Regions from separate parts of the Homo sapiens genome. Here region 1 is linked to region 2. A link is a contact called in ENCODE Hi-C or POLR2A ChIA-PET data. All regions are on one chromosome and are shown on one strand. The core of a region is the stretch at or near the end of the contact, and the rest is flanking DNA. Distances in the headings are between cores, read along the strand shown.

Region 1 (2,772 bases), core at 273-2,772, 120 kb after region 2:
ACTTTTATTTAAATATAGTGATCTTTTAAGAGAATAAACAAAAAATACTTTACACAGCAAATATTTTACATAAATGTAAACATGCATGTCTACTTCATAATTAAGCAAAAAAACTTTTAGGCACAAGATTTTAAAAATAAAGAATGAGACAATGAAACCAAGACTGGAATAACAGAAGTAACAAAAACTCACATTTCCTAACTCTTCAATTGGTCTTGTCTTCCAACCTATTGGTTAAGGCCTGAGTTTCAGAAATCCTACCTTCCTTGCCAAATAGAAACATCCACTTTGGCTGTATATAACATTATCCACATAACACACTAATTCTCTTTCAAAATAATGTAATAAATATACCATTCATACACACACACACACACACACACACACACCCTGCTGAACCAGCCTCTCAAATAGGAAAATAAGGATTTTGGAATTTTCAAGTTTTCCTACAACCAAAGCACATACACACACATTAACACCTTACATAGAAAAAATGATTCTGCTACAGAAATAAAATCGTTAGTGAGTGGCATGATTACAAACCTCTAGTTCATTTGTATTAAGTTTCTTCAATCACAACTTTACTAAGGCTTACTAAGCGCCTCTGACACTTCAGATTTAATTAAGTTTTTCATCTCATCTAAATGACCCACAGTACAGTAGACATTGTACAGCACAAAAAAAAGGCAATTTTAATAATTCAGTTAAAGACTTCTAAATCATGAAAGTCAGCATGGATACTTTCAGCTGTCTCCAAATGCCTGGAATGTTTTCCTATGTCTATCCTCTGCACTTCACTGGCTGGGTAGTCTTCTCTGCCTTCTACCCCACCAGGCTACAACCATTTGAATGTCCATTCCTGTGGATACCCCAGGGAGGAGATGAGAATGACAGTCCCTGCTTTTTTTTTCCCTTTTTCTTTTTGTAGAAACAGGGTCTCGCCATGTTGCCCAGGCTGGTCTCAAACTCCTGGACTCAAGCAATCCTCCCACCTCAGCCTCCCAAAGTGCTGGGATTACAGGCATGAGTCACCACAGCCAGCCCAGTACCTGCTTTTAAGGAGCTCATACCGACCAGAGTTCAAGCAAAAAAAAAAAAAAAAAAAAAAGGTCAGTATGTACACACAGGGCACTCCATGTGGGTTGAAAAAAAAGACAAGAGTCCACAAAGATGGTACCCACAGAACCTCAAAAGTGGGGTATGGAGGGAGAGAAGGAGAATGAGAGAAGGCACAGAGGCAGGAAGAACAAGTCCGGTTTGGCTGGCAGGAGGGCATCTGTGAGAAGCCATCTGTGAAGCCAAATTCTTGATTTCTAAAAAGAAAAGATTGCTTACTCTGGTGGGTAAAGCTGGAGGGCAGAGGGCAGAACCACCAAAGGCTTTGTGCAGAGAACAAAATTGAAGCCGTGCTAGAGAAAAACCATACAGTGTTGGGCAGGACAGATGACAGGACAAACGGTCTGAAGCTCAGGAAGCTTGACTCACCAAGCCAGTGCCACGTGCAAGCATTTCCTATAGAAACACGTCTTGACCCAACATGCCAAAAACCATAGTTCTGTCTACAGAAATCAAGGCTTTCAGAAAAAAGTTGGGGAGGAGAGAAAGAGAGAGAGGCTTAAATAGATATTTTTAGTTCAAGTTCCTGGAACCTGCCCCAGTTTGAGCAAGTTAAGAGCAGTGAAACAATTCCTACATCCAGTAACAATTCAAGTCTCCTGATCATGACCTTGTGAAACCTTCCCTGAGCTGTCATTACCAAGGAATTATAAAGCAATTATCAATCCACTATAAATAAGTTCCTACCTGCCATTAAATCCACCAAAATCTCATGATGGGCTGAGAGCCCAGCACGGGGTCCTAGCGTAGACCTATTACCTACACTAGGGTAGGTGGTGTGAGCATGCTGCTGGGCAGTGGCTCTCTGGGCTCACTATGATGATGAAACAGTTGACTCTATGAAGTTTAACTCTAATGAAAGCCCCTATGACAGACCACCTATTTCCTTTCTAAGTCCAGACTGCTTCCCCTCCACTAGCTGGGGAGGGAGAGGCCATATGAGTGGAGGGACCTGTGGAGGAAAAATTATTATTACTACCTTGATGTCCGCTGAACCAAAGTGGATGGAAATTTCTCAGGACATATTCATCCAAACTACAAAAACAGGTTACTCCATACTGATTACAGGATGATTTATCACACATTCATTAAATATAGAACATTGACTAGCAACCAGTTTCCTCCAACAACAGATCCATTTGGAAATGGCACACTGTAGAAGGCAATCTTGTGACTTCCTTCTAGTTGTATATAAAAAATACAAATCGGTCAGGGAGTCAGGTACAAAACAGTGGTACAAAAGCATGAATAGATACGCCTTATCAAAGAATGTGCTCATTTCATATTGCAGAACTTCTATCTAGATTCTGATTTTTAGAAACTTACTGCTGGTTCATTTGTTCGGAGAGGTTTCTTCACACCTCTCTTCCACTCCTACCTCCCCTTGCTAAAATCCACTGACTGAAGAATACTTAGTATGGATCCACATGGAACCAAAATCCCCAACTGAATGGAGTCACATGCATCAGCACAGTGGCTACCGGTTTCATCTGCTCACCCAGCCTCATGTATTTAGGGACTGAATTCAAGCTAGAAGCACCCAACACTTTTGTCTTTTGGAATCTAATCCAAGTGCCAATGTACATCTAAAAGTCCCATGTATAGGAATCTCTTGATTCCTACAAATGAGATTCAAGGGAGAGAACAGTGAGGAAA
Region 2 (2,700 bases), core at 143-2,642:
TGTACAATTCACAGAAAAAATATAAATGCTCAGTAAAAGCATGAATATGAATATGTAAGTTATACTGAAAATCCCTTTTTTTTTCCTGGCCTATCCACTTGGCAAAGAACTTTCTAAATTAATCTGAATTTTGGTGAAGTGGAAGTGAAAATGGAGACTCCTATGCTGCTGATGGAAGTTGAAGTTGGTACATTTCTGTAGAGTAATTCTAGCATTGCAGGTATTTGGAGTCTTAAAAATGTTCATACCGCGTAAGTTTTGACCCCGTGAGCTTTTTTTTTTTTTTTTTCAAGACAGGGTCTTGCTCTGTTGCTCAGGCTAGAGTGCAATGACATGATCACGGCTCACTGCATCTTTGACGTCCTTGGACTCAAGTGATCTCTCCATCTCAGTCTCCCGAGTTGCTAGGACTACAAGCGCATACCACCATGCCTGGCTACTCTTTTATTTTATTTTTGTAGAGACAGGGTCTCACTATGTTGCCTAGGTTGGTCCCAAACTCGTGGGCTCACGCTATCCTCTTGCCTCTGCCTCCCAGAGTGCTGGGAATATAGGCATGAGCCACTGTGCCAGGCCCCATTGAGCTTATTTGGGAATATATCCTGAAGAAATAATAAAATATTTGGTCAAATATTTATATAAAAGGCCATGTAGCGTAGTTTTATTTAGGAACAATTCCAATGTTTAATAGTAGGACATTGGTTACATAAGTGATGGTCTATCATCATAAAATAAAAATTGTATTATTTATTAATTGAAAAATAATCACAATACAACGTGTGAAAAGGGCAAGCTACAAAATGAAATGGAGTGAAGTAAGGAAATAACCATAATCATGCATACCTGCTTGCTTACAGAACAGAGATGGGCACAAAATAAACTAAAATTGTAATACAACTTGGTAGATGGAATTGTAGGCAATTTTTATTTAATTTTTTCCTTTATAGAATTTTAAAAATAATTATGTAATTTTTATTATCAGAAGCAGGCACTATTTTAAAAGAATATTTGAAATGGAAAAGCATCACTTATTTTCAGGGTCATTCGTGTTTTTTATCTGCAGTTTTACATAAATTGAAGCATAGGACTTTATATCAAAATTCAGCTTGTTTGCACCACCCATATCAGACTTGTCTACACTGGCTAGTTTAGGCACAAGTGACCACCATGAAGTGGTAGACTTCAGTTTTAGGGGTGAACCCAGAAGATACTGTGACTTGGCCCCTGACAGGCTCGTGGAAGCAGCCTCATTTCTCAGGTATTCTTATGTCCTGCACAGGAGGAAGAGACTATGAAAAGGAGCATTCAGACTGGATAGTTCATGTAACCTCATCAGTCTCCTCCCACTCTGCCTCCGGACACACCTCTGGCAGCCGAATGCAATATAAGATTTTGCCATTAGGTGGTGTAGAGGGCTTGATTAATATTTGTAAGTTGAACTGTGTAAATTTGTTACTAAATACTAGATAAAATTTGGGGAAAATGCCCCTTTCCTAATCATACTCTCAGAGAAAAAAAAAATGCTGACAGGTTATTAGACTGTCCAGCAGAGGTCAGTCTAAGTGTATAAAGACCACATTAGTCCAGGGGCACTAATTGACAGAGTCCATTGACTGCTTATTTAGTAAAAATGATCTTGAAATTAATCTCCTCATAGAAGATTTTCCTTAGAAGGATAAAATATTGAAAATACCCCTCTAAAATGAATCTATTGGTTGATAGATATTTGATAGAATATTTTGTAGCCCCTAGTTTAATAATGAATTTCTTATGTGATCCTATTATATGTGTTAATAATATCCAATTGCCTCATAAAAACTGAGCTTCGAAAGATTATGGCAGTTTTCTTAATTTAGAAAAACCCAGAATCCAGGGTTGAGGAGATGAATGGGAAATGAGTTTTATTATTATTATCATTATTTTGAGACAGCGTATTCTTATGTTGCCCAGGCTGGAGTACAGTGGCACAGTCATAGCTTACTGCAGCCTCGAACTCCCGGGCTCAAATACTTCTCCCACCTCACCCTCCCAAGTAGCTAGGACTACAGGTACATGCCACCACAACTGGCTAATTTTTAAAGTTTTTTGTAGAGATGGGTCTCACACTGTTGCCGAGGCTGGTCTCAAACTCCTGGGCTCAAGCTGTCCTCCCACTTCAACCTCCCAAAGTGAAATGGTTTCTTAGGTTACTTTCTCTACTAATAGTCTTTCCAGAAATCTTTCATATTTCATGGGGTTATTTGGGGATTCAGAAAGCCACCCAGAAGCTCCTAGCCCAATGCCTGGCATATAAAAGGCACTCAATAAGTGCCACTGCATTTTAGGAAGGTGAGAATTTAGAGAAGAGAACACCACTTGGAATCCCTGCTTAGCGGTGAATGTGAAAGTAGACATAGTGGTTTCCCTTTTCTCAAGTGACTGGGTCTTACTTCAAGTAAATTAGACATTTCCTGGAGATCAGGGGTTGTGTATTTTCACTTCTCTATATAGCCATAGTACTCTTTAAGAGTTCACTAACTACGTGTTAAATGGGAACTCATGATGGTTAACAATAGCTCAGTGGAGATGTTCTACAGTTATTTCATACATGCTACTTTGAAGTAGCTCAGCTTATTTTGTGAAGTGAGTGTATGTGCCATAGGGAAAAAAAGTCTCAAATCCATTGCAAGAAAATGGTAGGACTTTTGGACACTGAAGGAA

What was found. Hi-C counts contacts between places; a loop is a spot of excess contacts on that map. ChIA-PET counts read pairs that join two places held with the same protein, here RNA polymerase II (POLR2A). Pooled maps may share reads with other maps.
Region 1: a map of CD14-positive monocyte shows a loop between it and region 2 (2.5-fold over the local background). The contact joins two enhancer-like sites. A Hi-C loop is called at or near these places in 33 of 168 maps with a recorded cell type or tissue (B cell, CD14-positive monocyte, CD4-positive, alpha-beta T cell and 23 more), 1 of 37 single-sample maps with no recorded cell type and 7 of 50 pooled maps. POLR2A ChIA-PET finds 5 or more read pairs at or near these places in 3 of 52 experiments (CD4-positive, alpha-beta T cell, CD8-positive, alpha-beta memory T cell and OCI-LY7).

Annotation. Positions count from the first base shown.
Region 1 is chr3:15,439,826-15,442,597 of GRCh38, reverse strand. It overlaps EAF1 (ELL associated factor 1), which reads right to left. Exons shown (of 6, transcript NM_033083.7): 6 at 1-2,772. Among named protein-coding and RNA genes, the nearest start is that of EAF1, 14 kb to the right of the region's middle. Within about 2 kb of position 1,522, at least 3 of the 41 ENCODE cell types and tissues checked have a DNase peak (open chromatin) inside an H3K27ac peak, as active enhancers do; they include CD14-positive monocyte, where a contact is called at or near this core.
Region 2 is chr3:15,556,448-15,559,147 of GRCh38, reverse strand. No RefSeq gene overlaps it. Among named protein-coding and RNA genes, the nearest start is that of COLQ, 36 kb to the right of the region's middle. Within about 2 kb of position 1,392, at least 9 of the 41 ENCODE cell types and tissues checked have a DNase peak (open chromatin) inside an H3K27ac peak, as active enhancers do; they include CD14-positive monocyte, where a contact is called at or near this core.